Linked DNA regions of Homo sapiens: all the other regions are linked to region 1. The links are chromatin loops, found by intact Hi-C in ENCODE. Cell type or tissue: dorsolateral prefrontal cortex. All regions are shown on one strand. Region 1 has its middle 18 kb from the start of POLL. Region 2 has its middle 15 kb from the start of LBX1. Region 3 has its middle 14 kb from the start of LINC01514. Region 4 has its middle 9.4 kb from the start of LINC02681.

Region 1 (5,000 bases):
GAGCTGGTGAGTTTGATTTGGGACGGGGGGTATGTGAGAGGCTGGAAGTGGAATGGGGGTTGAGGAGACAGGGGAAGATTCCATGTCTCCGTCCACAAAGTGAGAATTGCTGCCTCGCATCTGCCAGCGCCCAAGTCCACTTCTATTCTGCAGTGAGTCCGCGCCCCACCAGAGCCCTCAGACATACCTATCCTGTGCGCGCGCCCCTTGCTAGAATACAGCACTCGCAAGCTCCCAGTGTTGCCCCTACATTCTCAGGGCCTGACACATGGTAGCCACTCAGTACCTGTTTGTTGAATGAATAACTGTATTCATGAATACATGTGCACATATGAATCCACATACATACTCACGGGGCATCCATTGTCCCCACCACGAAGGGTACCTGCACGACCGAATATCTTCCCCTATCCCACTGTCACTGCCCCACACTTCCTCCAAGACTTTTCTGTTACCCTGTGTCTAACCTGGGGGCGGAATGCCCTTGCCTCAGTGGCCCTCTCATTGGGTGTCTCCTTTGCAGGCAGAGTTGGGCAGGAGTTAAGGAGGAGCAGAGAGCGGGAGAAGGCCAGGACCCGGGGGAAGGTGGGACAGAATAGAGGCTATGACTGAATTCCAGTCTCAGCTCCTCCCTGGCTTCTCTCAGCTCAAACTTCTTCATCTGCAAAATGGGGATGGCAGGCAGAAAGGCATTCACACGGACACCTGGCTGCTGACACCGAGATAGAGTAAATCGAGGCAGGCTTTGAGAAGGCTGCTTCCCTACCCCCAACTCTGGGTTCCCTGCGGTGTTGAAAGTGGATGAGGGGCCCAGGGGATGACCCAGGTGATCTCAAACAAGGGGAGGGAGGCTGGCACTCCTGAGAGGAGGAGTGGTCCACTCCCAGTAGAAACCAGATGATACAGGAACTGAGACCCCAGCCAGTGCCTTGTACAACCCACATACAAGCAGGCACAGAAATGAGGTGGCCCCCAAAGACTACAGTAAACACTCTGACCTCAGGTAGCTTGGGGTGGGAGGAGGCAGAGGACACCAGAGAGAGGGGCCTGGGGAGGGAGCCCGGTGGAGGGGGGTGGGGGGCACCAGGGTTCCTCTGCCAGGGTACCCTGCCTTCCAACGGCAAGGACTGCTCCCTCCCCCCTCAATCAATGCTGGCTTCCCAATATGAGAATGGAAAAGGCGTGTGTTCCCAGGAACCCCCACCACCCCCACCTGTCTCCTTCACCTTCCTGTGACCCATTTTGGGTCTCTCCAATGTGTTCTGGTCACGCCTCTACCCCAACCCCCACCCCCATTGCAGCGGTGTTAACCATCACCTCTCAGACCTGTCAGGAGGTCCTTGGGAAGCCCCCAGCAAGGGGACTGCAGTGAAAGGCACCAGGATGAGAGGGGAGATGCCGGCAGGCAGGGGATGGGCCGGCTAATGGGCCTCGTCCCTCCTCCCCTCACCAGTTCACTTCTTCTGTAGCGTTATTGACCTGTCATTAGTTATCCGTCCAAGGTCGACGGGCCTGGCCCAGCCATAAATCACGGCGGCTGGAGGTGGGCTACAGGCGGAGCGATGGTCCCTGGGATGCAGTCCAGAGCTCAGCCCCCAGCTCAGCCCGGGAGGAGGCGCAGACGGCCTCAGCAAGTCTCGGAAGAGCTTCCCCGGGGGAGCTGGGCCCGCTTTCGTGTCCACGCATCCCGGCCCTCCTCCGCGAACCTTCTCAACTTCCCCACGGTGCTCCAGGCAGCCCCTCCCTCCGTCTCTCACGCCTTTCTCCTCTCCCCATCTCTTTCTTCTCTCAGGCTCTGCCTTCAAGGTGGGCGGGGAAAGAGGGATGGGGTGGGGACCTGGGGAGGTGCTGGTTCCCGCCCACTCGGTGTTCTCACCCCACCTGATCTCCCAGTTTAGAACATCCAGGATCAAGGACAGAACACACCCACGGGGAAACTGAGGCACAGAGCCCTGACCAGGGTTGAGTGTGGGGAATGGGGTCCCACCGGATTCAGCACCAAAGTCACCAGTCCCAGCTCCGCTGTCTCAGCTCCCGGCGGGGTGACGGGGAGGCTCTACCCCCTTCGAAGGGCACGCCAGGCCCCTTCGGGCCGCCTCCTGCAGAGAGGAGCGGGGGCTCGCGCTGCAGCAGCGCAGTGGGGACCCTTCCGCCCCACCCCACTCCACCCCACTCCACTCTCACGCCCGAGATCGGAGAGAAGCCCGGCCGCGGGTTTCTTGCCCCGCACCCACCGCACCCTCAACCACACCCCACCCAGGCCTTCCGCGCGGCCGGACCTCTTCGCCGGTCCTCGCGCGCCCTCTGCTGGCGGCTTCCAGGAAGCGCGCCCGTGGCCCCCAATACCCGCCCCGCCCCCAGCCAGGCCCCGCAGCCCGGCAGGCCCCGCACCCGTCCCCAAGGACGCCCCACGGAGCACTCCCCATCCCGCCATCCCCGTTTCAGTGCGGCCGCTCCCATTTCGGATCCCAGAGGCCCGTTTGTTCCCAGAGGGTGGAGGGTGTTAGGATCAGGAAGGCAGAGCCTGAAGCTAGAGTGGCGAGTGAGGCTCCTCCCTGCGGAGCCCGAGGGGCATCTGCAGCCCGAATTTATTCTTCGCAGGGAGGTAGAGAGGGGACATCTCCTTGCAGACCGCCCCTCCGCTTGGTGGTCCTGAGGCTCCCGTGGGCACAAGGTAAGGGAGAGCCAAGGAGGCCCTCAGGTGGGTGGACCCTGGTTCTCAGAGTCTCTGAGGTGGGAAGCTGGCGCTCAGGACTGTTGCCAGCAGGAAGGGGAAGAGCATGGCCTCTGGGTTCTCCTCTGGGGCCACGCCCGAGGGCCCTCGGCTCCCTCCCCGTTAGGCAGCTCGGGAGGAAGGGGAACAGGCCGGGGGATGATCCCCTTACAAGGTGCTGTCTGGCTGACAGGTAGGGAGGGTAGCTCGACCAGAGGCTATGCTCAAACTGGCCCCAAAGTGCTCCACAGAATGCTGGGTCCAAGGTCAGGATGATGAGGGAGGATTCCTCAGCGGACGCCTGGAGCTGTGGGGAGGCGACGTCTCAGGCCAGGCGAGGCCCCCATCAGGCCCTGAGGTGGAGTTGGCATGGGGACAAGTGAGGCATGTGTGGGCTGTGGGGCCGGACCGGGTGTGTGCAGGGACATGAGGCCAAGGGCTGAGGGGAAAGGGTCAGGTGTGTGCAGGCCCGCTGGGGCCATGGGGGACAGGGCAGACACGTAGGGATGTCTGTGAGCTACAGAGCCCGGACCCCTGCCTCCAGCAGGGCTGTAGCTTAGGAGTGCTCAGGCATTGGAGCCCTCGACACCACTAATTCCCAAATGGAGGTGGAGAGGTCAGGAGACCCCACCTCAGGGCAAGCGGGCGACTGCTGATTCCAAACCCCAGGCTTCAGGGCCGGGGACTGTGTCCTTCAACATCAGCACAGGAACCCTCCACAGACTGAAAAGCTCAGGCTCCTTGCTTCAGATAAGGGGGAAGGAGGGAAAGAGGTTAGGACAGAAAGCCCAGTTACATTTGGGATGGATCGAACCAGTCCCAGAGAGGAGCCAGGAAAACCAGCTGGGCTTCCCAGGTCACACAGATCTGAGCTGAAACCCAGCTCTGTTCTTCATATGGTGTGTGACTTAGAACTAGTAAATGAACCTCTCTGGGCCTCACTTTCATCATCTGCAAAATGGGGATAATACAACTATCAGAGGGCTGTTGGGAAGCCTACATGATATAATCCATGTGCAGAATGGGTTAAGGGTGGACTGGCCAGGCTCAGGAGTCAATAAATGACGGTGAAACTCTGCTGAAACAAACCAGAAATAGGGTACAGCTAACTCCTCACTGGAGGCTCCTTTCATAACCTGAAAAATGTGCCTTGGTCTTCTCCAACCTCCATAGAAGCTGTTGCCTTCTATCTAGTAGGAATCAAAAACATCTTTGGCCGGGTGCGGTGGCTCACGCCTGTAATCCCAGCACTTTGGGAGGCCGAGGCGGGCAGATCATGAGGTCAGGAGTTCGAGACCAGCCTGACCAACATGGTGAAACCCTGTCTCTACTAAAAATACAAAAATTAGCTGGGCATGGTGGCATGCACCTGTAATCCCAGCTACACAGGAGGCTGAGGCAGGAGAATCGCTTGAACCCGGGAGATGGAGGTTGTAGTCAGCTGAGATCGCGCCATTGCACACTCCAGCCTGGGCAACAAGAGCGAAACGCCATCTCAAAACAAACAAACAAAAAACATCTTTTACTGGCACCAATCCAGGCACCATGAATATATACATTTGAAAAACTCTGGTTTGGGAGGAGGAAGGGAACTCTGGTTTGAAAGGGCATCAGATTAGCCTGCCTGGAGTGCCCACAACCTAGAAGGCTCTACCTGAGCCAATGCCACAGAAACTCCTCTTGTCAAGGACCCACTCCTGTGAGAGGGAAGCTCACTGCTTACCACGCAGGGGCCCAGACTCCACCTGGGCAAGAGTCACAAATGTAAATGCTTACAGGGTTCGGTCCCAGTTACAGCAGTAGGGAGTGGTGAGGACTTTGGGTCCAGTCAGTTACTACCATGTGGGAATATAGGGGAAGGATGGCATTAGGACAGAGCACCCAGCCCTCTCCCAACTTCATCCCCTGCCCACCTCCTAGGAGCTTCCTAAGACACCCTTCCCCTAGGCCCTATGAGTCTGTTTCCTACTGCTGCATAACAGATTATCACAAACTCTGCCCCTTAAACCAACACCAACTTATGATCTCACAGTGCTGTAGGTCAGCAGTCTGAGCAGGCTCAGCCCAGTTCTCTGCTTAGGGTCCCACAAGGCTGAAATCCAGGTGTTGCCAGCCTGGGCTCTTCGCTGGTGGCTCTGGGAAAGGCTGCATCCACACACATTCTTGTTGCTGGTGGAATTCAGTTCCTTGTGGCTGTAGGACTGTTTCCCTGCTGGCTGTCAGCCAGGGCTGCTTTTCAAGGATGCTCTCTGGCCTTTCTCCTGCTTCAAATCTCTCTGACTGCCCT
Region 2 (5,000 bases), 360 kb before region 1:
CATCCTGGGGGAAGGGAAGAGGGACACGAGGTATCCTGGCTCTAGTGCAGTGACTCCAGGGACCCCAAGATGTCCATTCTGGGAGGACACTCTGCCAGGGAAAACTACTTAAGACCCCAAGAGAAAAAGGATGGAAACAGATGGAAGGGGGACAGAGGATCTCCTTCACCTCTTTCCCCACCTAAGGCTTGGGGCTCAGGATTCTCATTTTCCTGCTACTTACAGTAAGTGGAAATTCCCAATACTTGTGGCTAATCTGTGTCTAGGGGGGATTCCCGCTCTCTGGACATGGCAGGTGGGCAAGAGGGGATTGGGGACAGAGTTCTGGGAGACTTATAAACAATCACAGAGCATTGCCTCGAATGAAAGGCTGTCACCAGATCTCAGGTCGCAAGGGACTTTTGAAGCCCAGTACCCCTCCTGTCACACAGTAAGACACAGTACTCCCCTTTCTCTAAGGACAGTCTCAAAATCGAGGACAAAGACCTAAAGCGACCTTAACAGACTGCCTCCTCCCACACCTGCCCAGGGGTTCTTCCCACTCTGATCCTTGCTTCTCCTAAACGTTCAGGGCTGGAGAAGGTCCTGCAGTTGGGTGGGAGCAGGTCTCAGGAGTGGGTCTTGGGTGAGTGTGGCTCTGCAGGGTCAGGAGTTCAGTGTCAAGACATGGTGGCAGCCTGAGCCTGTGTAAGGGAGTGTTTGGTGCACCACAGAGTCAGTACATGTGTATGTCAGGCATGTGAGGGCCCTCATGGGGCATAGAACTTCCTGCTGCACTCACTACCTATTAGGTTTTCTGCCAGGATGTCACCAGAAGCTCAGGGATCTCTGGCCCTTCTAGAAGTGCCAGGCAGGGCTGTCGCCACCTCTTACCACTTTTTATCTACTCTGAACAATTCGCGCAAGACCCATGGACTGAGCCTGGGTTGGCACTCACTCTTCCCCTGACCTTTCCATCTGCAGTGTGCTAGCTGGGGAACGTGGCCCGTCCGTCAGGCCTGATGATCACACTGTAGAGAAAGAAATTTATTTTTATTTATGCATTGTTACATTTATTTATTTATTTATTTATTTAGAGACAGCATCTTACGCCGTCACCCAGGCTGGAGTGCAGTGGCGTGATCTCGGCTCACTGCAACCTTTGCCTCCCAGATTTGAGTGATCTTCCTGCCTCAGCCTCCAGAGGAGCTGGGACTACAGGCATGCGCCACCACACCCAGCTAATTTTCGTATTTTTAGTAGAGGCAATTTCTCCTTGTTAGCCAGGCTGGTCTCGAACTCCTGACCTCAGGTGATCTGCCGGTCTCAGCCTCTCAAAGTGCTGGGATTACAAGCATGAGCCACTGTGCCTGGCCTATGTATTTATTTTTTTGAGACGGAGTTTTGCTCTTGTCACGCAGGCTGGAGTGCAATGGCATGATCTCAGCTCACTGCAACCTCTGCCTTCCTGATTCAAGTGATTCTCCTGCCTCAGCCTCCCGAGGAGCTGGAATTACAGGCGCCCACCACCACGTCCGGCTAATTTTTGTATTTTTAGTAGAGACAGGGTTTCACCATTTTGGCCAGGCTGGTCTCGAACTCCTGACCTCAGGTGATCCACCCTCCTCGGCCTCCCAAAGTGCTGGGATTACAAGCATAAGCCACCGCGACCGGCAATTTCTGCATTGTTACTTTTAAGTGACAAGTAAACATTGTATATATTTATGCTGTGAAATATGATGTATATACTGTGGTGCAGGGGAAGAAATTTCTAACCTCCCAGGTATCCTATCAGCTGGGAGGAAGCTGACCCCACAGCAGGAGGGAAAGAGGTAAGATTAGCACAGAACTCACAGTGCGGGTGGAACTCAGCAACACTGAGTCTCCCTTCCCTGTGCAATCCCATGAAGATCGGAGGAACCCTTGTGCGCCTTTGGGAAAGGGACTTCCTCCCTATAGGCAGGAGGGTAGCTGAGATGACCGCGAGCCAGTTAGAGGAATTTCGCTGCCTCCAGCCCCGCAGCCCGCCGCAGTGCCAAATAACAGACGGCAGAGGGCGCTCCTACCTAACCTTTCCCATGCCGCGGAGGGTGCGAGGACCGGAACTTTGCGAGCCGAGAAAGTTCTGATTTTTTTCCGCAGTGTTCTGATCTTTGCCCGCAGTGTACCGGGGATTGAGCTGGGGGCCGGGCTCGGGTAGGAATAGGGATGAGAGGGGCTCATAAGTAGACCCCCCCCCCTTTTTTTTTTGAGACGGAGTGTCACTCTGCCGCCAGGCTGGAATGCAGTGTGGCGCGATCTCGGCTCACTGCAACCTCTGCCTCCTGGGATTACAGGCGTGAGCCACCGCACACGGCCAGAGAACCCCCCCTTTTTTTTTTTGCTCCCCGCCAGCAGAGACATGGGGTGGTCCCTTCCTCAACCCCACGCCAAACCCAAACCCTGAAACAGTGTCCCGCACATCTGCCGGGTCCAAGTGAGAGTCCCCTAGCCACACCCCTGCAATTCCTTGCGGCCCTCTACTAAAGGCTCCGTTCCAAGAAGTGAGGGTGAGAGGTCGGGCGCGGTAGCTCACACCTGTAATGCGGCAGCTTTGGGAGGCCGTGAGTTATGATCATGTCACTGGACTCCAGCCTGAGTCAGAGTGACAGACAGAGACCCCTGTCTCTATTTTTAAAAAGAAGTCCGGGCACGGTGGCTCACGCCCGTAATCCCAGCATTTTGGGAGGCCGAGGTGGGAGGATCGCTTGAGCCCAGGAGTTCAAGACCAGCCTGAGCTATATAGTGAGACCTCGTCTATACTAAAAGTTAAAAAAAAATAGCCAAGCGTAGTGGTGCGCGTCTGAGTAGTACCAGCTACTCAGGAGGCTGAGATGGGAGGATCGCTTGAGCCTGGGAGGTGGAGACTGCAGTGAGCCGAAATAGCGCCATTGCACTCCAGTCTGGGCGATACAGTCTCAATAATAGTAATAATAATAATAATAATAAAGTGGGGGTGAAGCGTGTTCACTCAGGAGCTTGTAGTTTGGGAGTGGGACCGCGTCAGGATGGCTATCCGGGCTCCGGATGGGTGGGGAAAGGGGTGGCTTAAGGGCGGGCACTGCTGCTGAGCGTCAAGTACCGCTAGGTGGCGCTCGAAGCCCGCGTCACAGAGAAGCGGGGCCTTTCGAACACCTGTGCTCAAGAGGGGGCGGGCTTGGAGACCCGAGAGGGCTGCAGGAAGAAAGAGCCTGGACCCTAGGATCCTCCCTGAAACAGCGGGATGGCCTGGGTACATGGGGCCATTGGGCAGCCATCGTTCTCCGGAGGCTTAAAAGGGGCGAGGTGAAGAGGGGGGCAAAAGCGTGGCAGGCGCTGCGAGGGAGAGAGGAGGCATCCCCCGGCCTTCCCCAGGACCTGGAGGGGTGGGAGACTGTCGTCGGCACACCTGCCTCTCTGAATTTATGGATTCCGTTCTGAGGCTGCTAGGAGAAGAATTCGGGGTCTTAGAGGCCACATTTGGCCCAGGAGTCAAACATACAAGGGCACGCTCATCTGTTTTTCTCCCAGGATACGCGGGTCTGTGTATGAGCAGCTGCTCTGAGCTTGCGACTGGGAGGGCAGAGGGTGTAGACTCCCGCGTCCCGGGGCTCCCTTCCTCGCTCTTCCTTCGGACACCCACAGCAGCTGCTCCTGGGGAATCTGCCCCCAAGTTTCGAGGAACTGCCCCCCAGCGCCCAGGAGGAAAGGGGAATGGGGCTGTAAACGTGTCTAATTCAGACCCGTTATCCAGATCGGAATTAGTTTCTCGCGGACACCTCCGCGCCGCGGGCCATTCTCTGCCTGGGGCCTTTCTTGGACCGATCCATAGGGCCTCGACTGGCTTCCACGGCGCTTGCAAATTAGAGACTCTGATGCCTCAAATTTGTGGGGTCCTGCCTCCAGCTCATCCCCCTCTCCCGAGGCTTGGCCTAAAGGCACCATCCCTGCCACTCCTCACCCCCTGAATTCAGTCGGGGGCCTGTGTGGAGGGAAAGGAAAACCTGGAGAGACCAAGTGGCTGCACTGCCACCGCGCAGGCATGGATCCTGCCTGGCCGCCGTCTGGGAACTCGAGATCCGAGGAGGGGCAAAAGCCGCCGGCGCCGGGGTCAGGCCTGGTGGACCCGAGCTCCTTGGTGAGACCTGGACCCACCGTCTTCTCCTTCAAAAGCACAGGGTGGCAGCGGGGAAAGGATACGTTCCCATTGAAGGGGCGATGGAAAACTGGAATCAGAGACTGAAGGAGGCGGGGCATGGGACCCCGGAAGATGCCTCCCAGACGTTCCAGGCCTGCTTGCCCGGCTCCGGAGGTCTTAGCAGCATCCTCGGAGGTTGCCAAACACCTGGGAAGGGGGTAGGTGGAGCTTGAAAGGACTCTGGGTCTCTCTTTGGGAATGCAAAGTCCCCTCAACTCTCCTGGCCCTCCCATCCGCCCCCCACCCGCGCCAGCGTGTGGTAGCCCCGAGCCTAGCACGCTGAGATGTGGGAAGGTGTGGGTCTGCCCAGTGGGTGGCCCCGACAGAACGAATCCGAGGTCCTGGGAGGAATTGGGAGACGTGAAGAGTTGGGTATCTGCCGCCCCAAGGTGGGGCCATCCGCTTGGCAGTTTCGGCTCTGCGGGCGGCGCGGCCTCGCGCGGAATCTAGCCAGCCCCTGAGAGTCCCCGCCCCCTCCCCGAGGCCCAAGGTATTAGTGCTGCTTGATCAGACCTCATTTCCTGCGAAAATGGAAACATATCCAGGGTCCTTAATAAAGTGAATGACGAGGCTTCGGTGTAATTGGGCTTCCGTTTGGTGGCTATTTCCTTAAACTGAGAGTGGAAAAAAATGTAAACTCACAGCGCTCAGATGTAATTATATGATTATCAAAAGGAGTGCAGGATGGATTAGCCGAGCAACGACCTAGAGTCTGAGAAACGGGCAGGCACAAACGCTTACTCAGACCAAGGGACCCAGAAGTCCCGGACTTCCACACCAGCCCCGCATCCAAGCGCGCGCCTTT
Region 3 (5,000 bases), 410 kb before region 1:
TGAACGGGCCTTCCAGAAGCTACCCAAGAGGACGCTGACAGGACAGAAGATGGCTGCACAGAGCAAGAGACGGGGAGGGCACAGGGCAGTATGAAGAACAGCGTGGTCTATGTGAGTCCCAGCACCCAAGGTCAGAGCCCTTCCCTGGGCCCACTCTCCATCTCTGCCAAGTGCACACTCCTGCAGGGAGGGGCTGTGCTATTCATCTCTGTGTCCTCAGAGCCTGCATCTACGAATGGGCAAAAAAATGAGCAAACCAACAAGGTTTAGCACATACGAGGCTTTGGTCCAGATATACATGCATGTGTGTCAAAGGACCTGTGTAAAAACATATTCATTTGGAGCATTCGTTGTAAAGATTAGAAACAACTTAATATTTATAAAGATATTTGCCAAGATTGGAAACAATTTAAATGTCTATGAGTAGAGGACTGGGAAAATTCATGAAGATAAATCCATCAGTGTGATCGTGTGCAGCCATGAAAAGGATGAGTCCACACTGATGTGAACAAACTCTGAGATACTGTTGATGTGCTGGCAATGTGGCTCATGCCTGTGTTGATGCTTCCAACACTTTGGGAGGCTGAGGCAGGAGGATAGCTTGAGCCCAGGAGTTCAAGACCAGCCTGGGCAACTTGGTAAACCACTGTCTCTACAAAAAATACAAAAACTAAATGGGCATGGTGGTGCACACCTGTAATCCCAGCTACTCAGGAGGTTGAGGTGGGAGGATCACCTGAGCCCGGGAGTTGTCGAGGCTGAAGTGAGCTGTGATTGTGCCTCTGCACTCCTGCCTGGGCAACAGAGTGAGGCTCTGTCTCGAAAAAAAAAAAAAAAAAAAAAAAAGAATGAGATGCAGAACAGGGTGTGTTGGTATGTTGGTGGGGGGAGAATATGTATGTCTGTTTGTATAGAATATCTCTGCAGGGACACCCAAGAAAATGACGGCATTTTCTGGGAGGAAAATAGGGTGCCTAAGAGAGGGGGTGGAAGGAAGGCTTACTCATTACTGTTTTGAATGGCTTGAATTTTGAATTGCATGAATATATTATTTATTCAAAAAAGCTTAAGAGCACACATTTGGAACTGCAGACTTGGACTGCCATCCCAGCCCTGCCACATCCATCTTCCTCTGTAACGATGACTGCTGGACGTCTTCCCAGCGCCCTGAGAGGATGCAGAAGTTGCTTCTGTAGCACTTGGGGAGCTGGAGTTTTGTTGGTACTGCTGCCATCTCCACCAGATGATGAATGGGGAGAAACCTCTGGCTGGGAGAGGCCAAGGTCACTCATTAAAACCTCACAGAAGGTAACACACTGAGAGACAGACAGTGTGACCCCTGACCCCACTGACGTTGGCCCCAAGTCAGCCAGCAGGTTCACACACCCTCTCAGGGTTCACTTGCTGGGTGATGTTATCCAATGGACCCTCTTTCCTGACTTCAGTGACCACACCCAAGACCTGCAGGGACTCCAGACAGTTATGTCATAAAATTCACCACACAGGGCACAGAATTCCCCCATGTTTCCACTCTCTCTATATCTTACCAGTAAGGGAAGGGCAGAAATATGAAGGAATATAACCTGTAGTCATTTGGTATTTTCCAAGGGAAACTGCTTGTGATTGTGAGGTTAGTGATCTTTGCAGACATTCTCTCTAAAGTGAGTGTAGCCTTGGGCAATGCATGCTCTGGGCTATTCATTTAGGTGCCCCTGTAACCAAGCTCTGCATGCAGGAATGCTCTCTCATTCATCATTTATTCATTTGACAAACATTCATTCAGCCCCTTCTCTCTGCTAGGTATGTAAAGGAGAGCCAAGCTGCCTGAAGAAACGAGGGTCCATAGGTGAAGACAATTAAATAAACTCATCAGACTAAAGTGCAACACGTGCTGGAGAGACAGCCAACCTTTGTAGAAGTGCAAAGCACTTGACCCAGGGGCTGGGGTCAGCGGGACGTCTGGGAGGAAGTAAGCTAGCTTCAGCTAGCACCTGACAGTGGAGAGTGGAAGGCAAGCGCCGGTGAAAAGGAGCTGTTGTGAAGGTGGGATGTAAATGGCTTAGCCAGGGCCCAACACATTGTGTGTGCTCCATCGGTTCCCAGTGTTCAGAGGAAGGAATTCCCCCAGATGCCTGAGTTCAGGGCTGCTATCACCCTGAATGGCCACAAGGGGGAGCTCGTGCCCTGTAATTGTGTGTTTCAGCGCCTGTGCCGTGTGCCGCAAGGTACCAGTTGTTTCCACTAAAGATCGGTTACTTGCATCTTACAAAGTTGTTAGGAAGCGTCTCCCGGACATTTGCAGCCCCTGCTAAGCGTAGTGTGTTCCAGAGCCTAAGTGGCTCTGATAGCCTTGTCCTAGTGTTTTCTCGTAAAGCCGAGGATTCTTTCCTCTAAATTCTCGGGAATAGAGCCAATTACCCAAGTAGCCACCGATCATGTCCTTTTAATCCTTCCTGGTTCTTCCCATTCCTTCTGGGCATCCACAGGGCCCATCCCCTAGAGCAGCACCAATGGGGTTGGAGCACTGGCTACTGACACGTCTGGACCCTCCAGGCCAGAAAGGCTTCATTTCTCTGCACTTGCTAACCCCCAGCCAAGCCCCTAGTCCTTTCCAAGATGGGATAAAGGGGCATTCTCCCTCAAATGTCTTTCCTGAGTTAGGAATGTGCTCTTGTCATTTTGAACCCCATGATCTCTGCCCCAGTGGCTTCCAGAAAGGATCTGATGGCCACGTGCTTTGGAGTGAGACAGACCTTTTGTCCCGTCCTCACTCTGTTGTTGACCTTGTGTAAGCCACATAACCTCCATGGCTGTCATCCATGAAATATAAAGATTAAAAGATCTACCATCTTACTTGATGGGATGGTTGAAAGGACCAGTGTCCCAGGAAAAAAAAAAATACTCACAAACGACCTTATTCCTTTCCTCCCCTCACCCATGGAAGATCTTTAAGTGCATACTGAGGCTGACATACAGGTAACTCCGAAAAGGAGAGGGATCTGTTTCCTGACAGATGGCTTCAAGCCAAAGAGATAAACCTGGGTTCAGGCAGGGCTGGCAGGAAGTCAGGCACTCCCTTTCTAACTCTCTCCCTAGAGGAGTCTGGCTGAGGTTGAGAACTGACAAGGTCAGAAAAGGGACAGGGGAGGGATTTCCAGTGGGGAAGCACAGACATTGGAGGGCTTCTCCAGTCATTTACTGGGTCACCATCTGCCCCCTCAAGGAAGCAGGATCAAGACCTCCCGTGTGCCCAGCTCCGTACATGGCAGATAGAGGGCAGCCTCCTGGGCCAAGAGTGACCAGGGCCTTCATCTTCTTGGCATGGGTTCCATCAGGAACACGTTACAACCAACTGATGATTTATCCACCTTTAGAAGGGGACTGAGGCCATCCCAAAGGTGCCCTATATGAACTGCAGTTTGCCCCTCAGTAAAAATTACTTCACTGAGTTGCAAGCAGTGCATGGTGGCACACACCTGTAGTCTCGGCTACTAGGGAGGCTGAGGCGGGACGGTCACTTGAGCCCAGAAGATCAAGTCCAGCATGGGCAACATGGTAAGATCCCTTCTCAAAAATAAAAAATAAATTAAAATTTTTAAAAAATGAATATTTTCATTATCAGACAGATCAAGAAACAGAACATCAAAGTTGTAGTGAGCTATGATAATGCTACTGCACTGCAGCCTGGGTGACAGAGTGAGACCCTGTTTAGAAAGAGAGCGAGAGGAAGGAAGGAAGGGAGGGAGGAAGGGAGGGAGGAAGGAAGGGAGGGAGGGAGAGAGGAAGGAAGGAAGGGAGGGAGGAAGGAAGGGAGGGAGGGAGGAAGGAAGGAAGGGAGGGAGGGAGGGAGGGAGGGAAGGAAAACATTATCTGCACCCCAGGATCTCTCTGTATATCCCTTCCCCATCAGCCCCTCCTTTCTCCCTACATACAATTATGATCTTCACTTATGGTGAAGTTTTCCTTGTTTTTCTTTATAGTTTTACTCTTTGCGGAAGCATTCTTTTTGAATATAGTGTGTTTGTATGTTTTCAAAATTCCTACAAGAGGAATTATACTACATATATTCTTTTATGACTTCCTCCTTTCCTTTGACATTGTGGGATGATTTTATTTTTTTTATTGTGGAAAATTAGACACCACATAAGCTTACCATGTGAACCTTTTTTCTCCCAGCTTTACTGAGGAATAATTGACAAATAAAAATTGTATATGTTTAAGGTGTACAACTTGAAGTTTTGATATATGTATATGTCAACTGAAGAATGAAGAGGTTCAGACATTTGGAAAGGAGTGCTTTATTTCTCATAGAGCATTGCAGCCTGCCAGCCGTTCTGACAGGCTGGGAAGTGTAGCCTCTGGCCAGAAGCCAGAAACAGGCACTTCAAGGGTCAAGGATGGGAAGAATAAGACAAGAATTTATGCTGAGTAGGGTGGCCAAATATACATATTCAATAAGCTCTGGGAGGAGTCATGAATATTTACGAAAAGAGAAACATGTGCATGTGCAATTGAGCTTCATGGATCCCATGTTCAAAAAAACCGGCATGATCCCAGGGTGGAGTTTCAGCTCTCTGATGTCAAAAGATGAAGCAGAGGACATGAAAACCCTCACTGTTTCCTCCGCAGACTGGCCAGAACCACTCTGTGGTCAGTGGTCTCTGATCAGGAAGGGATATTGGTTGGTTATTGTGTCAGACCACAGAAAGTGAGGGGCAGCGTCAGGCAGTTAGTTGATATCAGCTGGCGGAGTCTTCCAAACAGGCTGGTTTCTGTTTAACCCTTAAGGAAGAAAACCTAATGCTGATTAGTGAGGGAAGGGGTGTAACAAAGTGTATCTGACCTCCCCGCCTCTCATGAAAAGGAACTCAGTTTTTAAGCTTTCTCTGGGGTCCCCTTGGCCAACAGGGGGTTGGCCAAGAGGAGGTCTGCAGGATTTCATTTCTATTTCTCATATACATTGTAAAATAATCACCACAATCAAGTTTATTAACATATCT
Region 4 (5,000 bases), 300 kb before region 1:
AGAACGAGTAGGATTTAAGTGAAGATAAAGACGAAATCAGAGTTCTTCCAGGCAAAGAAAATAACATGAAGGTCAAACTAACCAAGGTATGCTTAAGGGCTAATAAGTTTGCCTGGTGGAAGCAAAGGATAGTGATAGAAAATAAAGGAAATCACCGGGCATGGTGGCTAACACCTGTAAGGCCAAGGCGGGAGGATCACTTGAGCGTAGGAGCTTGAGACCAGCCTCGGTAACATAGTGAGACCCCATTTCTAAAAAATAAAAGAAAAGAAAATAATTTGGAAAATCTAAAAAATCTGAGGACTTTAGACTTAGTTGTGAGGGTATAGGGAGTCACGGAAAGTTCTTGAGCAGGTAAGTGACATGATGAAGGGACTCAGATCTTGAGCAGGTACCACTTGGTTTTTGGTGAAAATTTCCTCCTTGTCCAGCCTGAGACTGCTGACTAGTTCATTTATCTCTCAAATATTTATCAAAGGCTTCCCGTGTACCAGGCACTGCCCTGTGAATTCAGTGATGCACAAAAACATACTCCTCATCCTACAATCCTCTAGTGTGTGAGTCAGGCATTAAATGAAGTAACCACGCAAACATAAAATTCCAAGTGTCGATAAGTCCAACTAAAGAGGTGCTCCTGATGCCAGGAGTGCATATAGCAGTGGGGAGGCTTACCTGCCTTAGGAGTCAGGGCAAGGCTGTTCTGAGGAAGCCACAGCTGAGCTGATATTGAAAGGATAAGAGGCATTACATGGGTGAAGAGAAGAGGGAAAAGCATTTCAGACAGGGAAAGCGGCATGCCCCAAAGCCCTGTGGCCTGCAGAGGAAAGCTGGGGGAATCAGGAGCCCCAGGAGGGCAGGAGGGGATCAGGGAAAAGGTCATTGTGGCTGGGTATCAGGGAACATGGTGTGAAGAGAGGCTGGAGCCCCGCAGGCTCTAGGAAGGTTTGGGAGTTTATCCTAGAAGAGAGGTGCCATTGAAAGGGCTGTGACATGGTCAGTTCAGTGTTTATTTACATTTCGAGACAGCATCTTGCTCTGTTGCCCAGGCTGGAGTGCAGTGACCAGATCACAGCTTACTGTAACCTCTACTCCTGGGCTCGAGTGATCCTCCTATCTCAGCCTCCTGAGTAGCTGGGACTACAGGCATGTGCCACCATGCCTGGCTAATTTTTTACTTTTTGTAGAGACAGGGTCTCACTATGTTGCTCAGGCTAGTCTCAAATTCCTGGGCTCAATAATCCTCCTGCCTCAGCCTCCCAAAAAGTGTTGGGATTACAGGTGTGAGCCACTGTGCCTGGCCCAGATTATTGTTTAAAATAATAATAATAATAATCAGGGCCGGGCATGGTGGCTCACGCCTGTAATTCCAGCACTTTGAGAGGCCAAGGCGGGCGGATCACGAGGTTAAGAGATCAAAACCATCCTGGCCAACATGGTGAAACCCTGTCTCTACTAAAAATACAAAAATTAGCTGGGCATGCTGGTGCATGCCTGTAATCCCAGCTACTCGGGAGGCTGAGGCAGGAGAATCGCTGCAACCCGGGAGGTGGAGGTTGCAGTGAGCCGAGCGTGCCACTGCACTCCAGCTTGGTGACAGAGCAAGACTCAGTCAAAAAAAAAAAAAAAAATCAAACCTTCTGGTACATGTGAGGAAGGCAGGGTGACATGTATTCATGTCTCTCTCTCAGGCAGCCCCAGAACACTCCAGACGCTGGAGATTGGGAGGCTGATCTGAAGAGAGTGTGCAGGAGGCTGAGGTGGGCCTGCAGTGGCAGCAAAGAAAAGCAAAGGGGACAGGGTGACTGTGAGGATCGGACAGAGTATAAGCTGGGCAGGGGCCAGAAGGGACCCATATGACCGGGGAGGGGCACATGAAGAGGACACATGAGTAGGGTACTGCAAGCAGTGCGGGCAGAGGCTGGAGCCTGGAAGAGAAGGCAGGGCTGGAGTCACTCCCAGAGGCACAAAGCTGCGGCAGTAACTAAGTTTGCCCAGGAGAGGGCTCCACCTTGGCAAAATGGCTACGTCTGAATGACTCAAATGGTCTCTGAGGTCCCCTGGAGAAAAGATGTCCAAGGACGAGGCCTTGGGGAACTCCTGGCATGCTTGGAGGAAAAGGAGCCAGGGACAGTGGTTGAGGGCAAGCTGGAAGGGGATGGACCGAGCAAAGACACCAGGTTAGGAGCAGGAAGGGGACCAGGAAGAGCACAGAGCTGCAGTGACAGGGTTTGTAAGTGGGGACGGAGAAGGGACAGCCACCTGGGTGATTGGCAAGCCTGGAGGCTCCGCAAGTCCAACCCCCAAGTCTGCAGGGGGCAGACACCATGCTTTGTTTTCACCTTCTCCTGGGTATAACGGGCGAGACAGTGGTAGTAGAGGTTGGTGGAGGCCGGTGGGAGAACACTGACCAGGATGGTGGAACGAAGCTGACCTGAAAGTGAGGACCCCTCACTTGACCCCTACATCATCCCCCTTTTCTTTCTAAGCATCCCTGGGCTTTAGAAAAATAGGGAGACTGAGAAGAAAACTTCTCTCTAGAAGGAGCCAGACTTTAGGGGCTGGAGGGAGAAGAGAAGAGGAAACCTGAACAGGAACCCCATCGTGCTTTTCTTTTTTTTTCTTTTTTTTTTTTTGAGACAGAGTCTCACTCTGTCGCCCAGGTTGGAGTGCAGTGGCGAGATCTCGGCTCACTGCAAGCTCCGCCTTCCGGGTTCACGCCATTCTCCTGCCTCAGCGTCCCGAGTAGCTGGGACTACAGGCGCCCGCCACCACGCCCGGCTAATTTTTTGTATTTTTAGTAGAGACGGGGTTTCACCGTGTTAGCCAGGATGGTCTCGATCTCCTGACCTCGTGATCCGCCTGCCTCGGCCTCCCAAAGTGCTGGGATTACAGGCGTGAGCCACCACGCCTGGCCACCCATCGTGCTTTTCAACATTTGTAAGCAGGCGGGGAATAAGGTAAGCTTGTGGACTCCGAGGCTCGTGTGCGCAGGCGCACATGCATGCAGGTACCCACATAGACCTGTGCTGACTTGAACACCTGCACTCACTGATTCACACGCGCATCCTCTTGAACACATGCTCACACAGCCCTCATTCACATGCCTCTTCCCTTGCCACGCACACATACTCATACTGGCATCCCTCCTAAACACATGTTCCCTCTTACCCTGCCACTCCCCAACCACACACACACACCCAGGAGAATCCTAGGAAGCTGTTCACAATAGTCCTGGATCTCCAGGAATGTGTGTGATTACCCACGATGTGTGTGTATCTATGTAAGATGCAATTCAGAGGGGTGATGTGTGGGTGGGTGGGGATGGGGGATACCCCAAGATGCGATGTGTGTCTGTAAGGGGATGAATGTAGTAAAGTGTGCATTCATTCATTCCATCATTCACTCAACCAGGTTATGGAGGCGCCACCATGTCCCAAGCACTGCACTTGGTTAAACAGTGAACCACATAGACACTATCACTGCTCACAATCTAATGAGCTCCAGAGAAGACAGGCCCTGAGGACATAGCTGGGAAATGCCGTGAAGGGGGAATGCCATGTACTATGGGAGCTGGGAACAGGCAAAGTGACCCAGAGAATTTCCCAAGAACAGGGTGTGTACCTTAGTGAATGAGTATAGACACTGGTCTGGGGGGCGCCTCTGGGATGTGAGCTGCATGTCAGCAGGTTGGAAGGTATTTTGGTGGACATGAGGATTGGGAGGTATAGGGTGTGATATGTGCATGTGTGTACAGCTGTGTGTGCATGGGAAGGAGTGAGGTGTGTATCATTATCAGAATTATTGGAGCAAACAGGCTCTTTATTATGTGTATAATTTCCCTGCGTCCCATCGGTTCCCTCTGTGCAGGGGGAGTTGGAGTGGAACTAAACCAAATAGGGGATTTAGCAACTTCGAGAGGCTGTGGCAGAGCTTAAAGTGCTGCTGATAGATGGTGGTGGCAGGCATGGGAGAGAAGAGGTGTCACCAGCAGTGGAGAGGGAACAGAAGAGGGAATTTTGATTGGGCTGGGGGCAGGGACCGGTGTCCGGTGCCCACTTTCAGAGAGGAGGTCTGGGGACAAGTGCAGGAACTGGCCGTTCTCTGCAATAACCTGAGAGAAGAAAAGGGATGGGGAGAGGGAATGCCCAATACAGCTCAGTCCTGCCTGGGGCAGGGAGTTCGGGCCTGAGGGCGTGGCTGCACAGCCTCTCTTCTTTTAGGGGTCTCATATATGGACCCTTATATATGAGGTCCATATATTTCGTGCATCTCATATGTGGAAAATGGCCCTGAAGTTTAGTGGAAATAAGTCATCTCAGTGTTGAGTTCAAATCTCAGCTCTGCAGTAGGACCTTGGGCAAGTTACTTCTCAGAGTAGTGCAATAATTGGAGTAATAATATTTACTTTGCAGGGTTGTGGTGATCAGTAGTAACATATAAAAACTTTGGCACCTTGGAAGCACTCAATGAATGATGATGTTTTATTAAAGATATTGGATCTACTTTGGGAGGCTGAGACAGGCAGATTGCCGGAGTCCAGGAGTTCAAGACCAGCCTGGGCAACATGGTAAAACCCTGTCTCTACAAAATAATAATAATAATAATAATAATAATAATTATAGGCCAGGCATGGTGGCTCACACCTGTAATCCCAACACTTTGGGAGGCCGAGGCAGGTGGATCACTTAAGGTCAGGAGTTCGAGACTAGCCTGACCAACATGGTGAAACTCCAACTCTACTAAAAATTACAAAATTAGCTGGGCATGGTGGTGGGTGCCTGTAATCCCAGCTACTTGGGAGGCTGAGGCAGGGGAATCACTTGAATCGCAGAGGCGGAGGTTACAGCGAGCCAAGATTGCACCATTGCACTCCTGCCGGAGCAACAAGAGTGAAACTCCATCTCAATAATAATAATACATAAATTAGCCGGGCATGGTGGTGTGCGCCTGTAGTCTGTTACTCAGGAGGCTGAGGTGGGAGGGTCGCTTGAGCCCTGGAG

What was found. A loop is a pair of places that touch in the nucleus more often than their neighbours do. Peaks named below come from ENCODE experiments on the same cell type or tissue, not always from the same donor. Only the 100,000 strongest peaks of a DNase experiment are listed, where the experiment ranks them.
Region 2: it touches region 1 in a loop (10-fold over the local background); 102 of 110 quality-filtered maps call a loop at or near these places.
Region 3: a loop joins it to region 1, with 5 times the contacts of the local background. A loop is called at or near these places in 40 of 110 quality-filtered maps.
Region 4: a loop joins it to region 1, with 4 times the contacts of the local background. A loop is called at or near these places in 47 of 110 quality-filtered maps.

The regions. Positions count from the first base shown.
Region 1 is chr10:101,568,076-101,573,075 of GRCh38, forward strand. No RefSeq gene overlaps it. Among named protein-coding and RNA genes, the nearest start is that of POLL, 18 kb to the right of the region's middle. RefSeq lists a silencer at 2,060-2,359. In dorsolateral prefrontal cortex, CTCF peaks have their summits at 2,304 (motif pointing left) and 2,504; DNase peaks (open chromatin) are centred at 2,316 and 2,718; H3K4me3 peaks cover 1,887 bases; H3K27ac peaks cover 287 bases; H3K27me3 peaks cover 2,045 bases.
Region 2 is chr10:101,211,784-101,216,783 of GRCh38, forward strand. No RefSeq gene overlaps it. Among named protein-coding and RNA genes, the nearest start is that of LBX1, 15 kb to the right of the region's middle. RefSeq lists enhancers at 2,925-2,994, 3,005-3,054, 4,905-5,000 and a silencer at 3,155-3,204. In dorsolateral prefrontal cortex, CTCF peaks have their summits at 2,028 (motif pointing right), 2,238, 3,104 (motif pointing right) and 3,307; DNase peaks (open chromatin) are centred at 2,028, 3,108 and 4,084; H3K4me3 peaks cover 1,843 bases; H3K27me3 peaks cover 5,000 bases.
Region 3 is chr10:101,159,757-101,164,756 of GRCh38, forward strand. No RefSeq gene overlaps it. Among named protein-coding and RNA genes, the nearest start is that of LINC01514, 14 kb to the right of the region's middle. In dorsolateral prefrontal cortex, CTCF peaks have their summits at 2,171 (motif pointing right) and 2,378; a DNase peak (open chromatin) is centred at 2,175; H3K4me3 peaks cover 392 bases; H3K27me3 peaks cover 4,329 bases.
Region 4 is chr10:101,270,422-101,275,421 of GRCh38, forward strand. No RefSeq gene overlaps it. Among named protein-coding and RNA genes, the nearest start is that of LINC02681, 9.4 kb to the left of the region's middle. In dorsolateral prefrontal cortex, a CTCF peak has its summit at 1,998 (motif pointing right); a DNase peak (open chromatin) is centred at 1,980; H3K27me3 peaks cover 824 bases.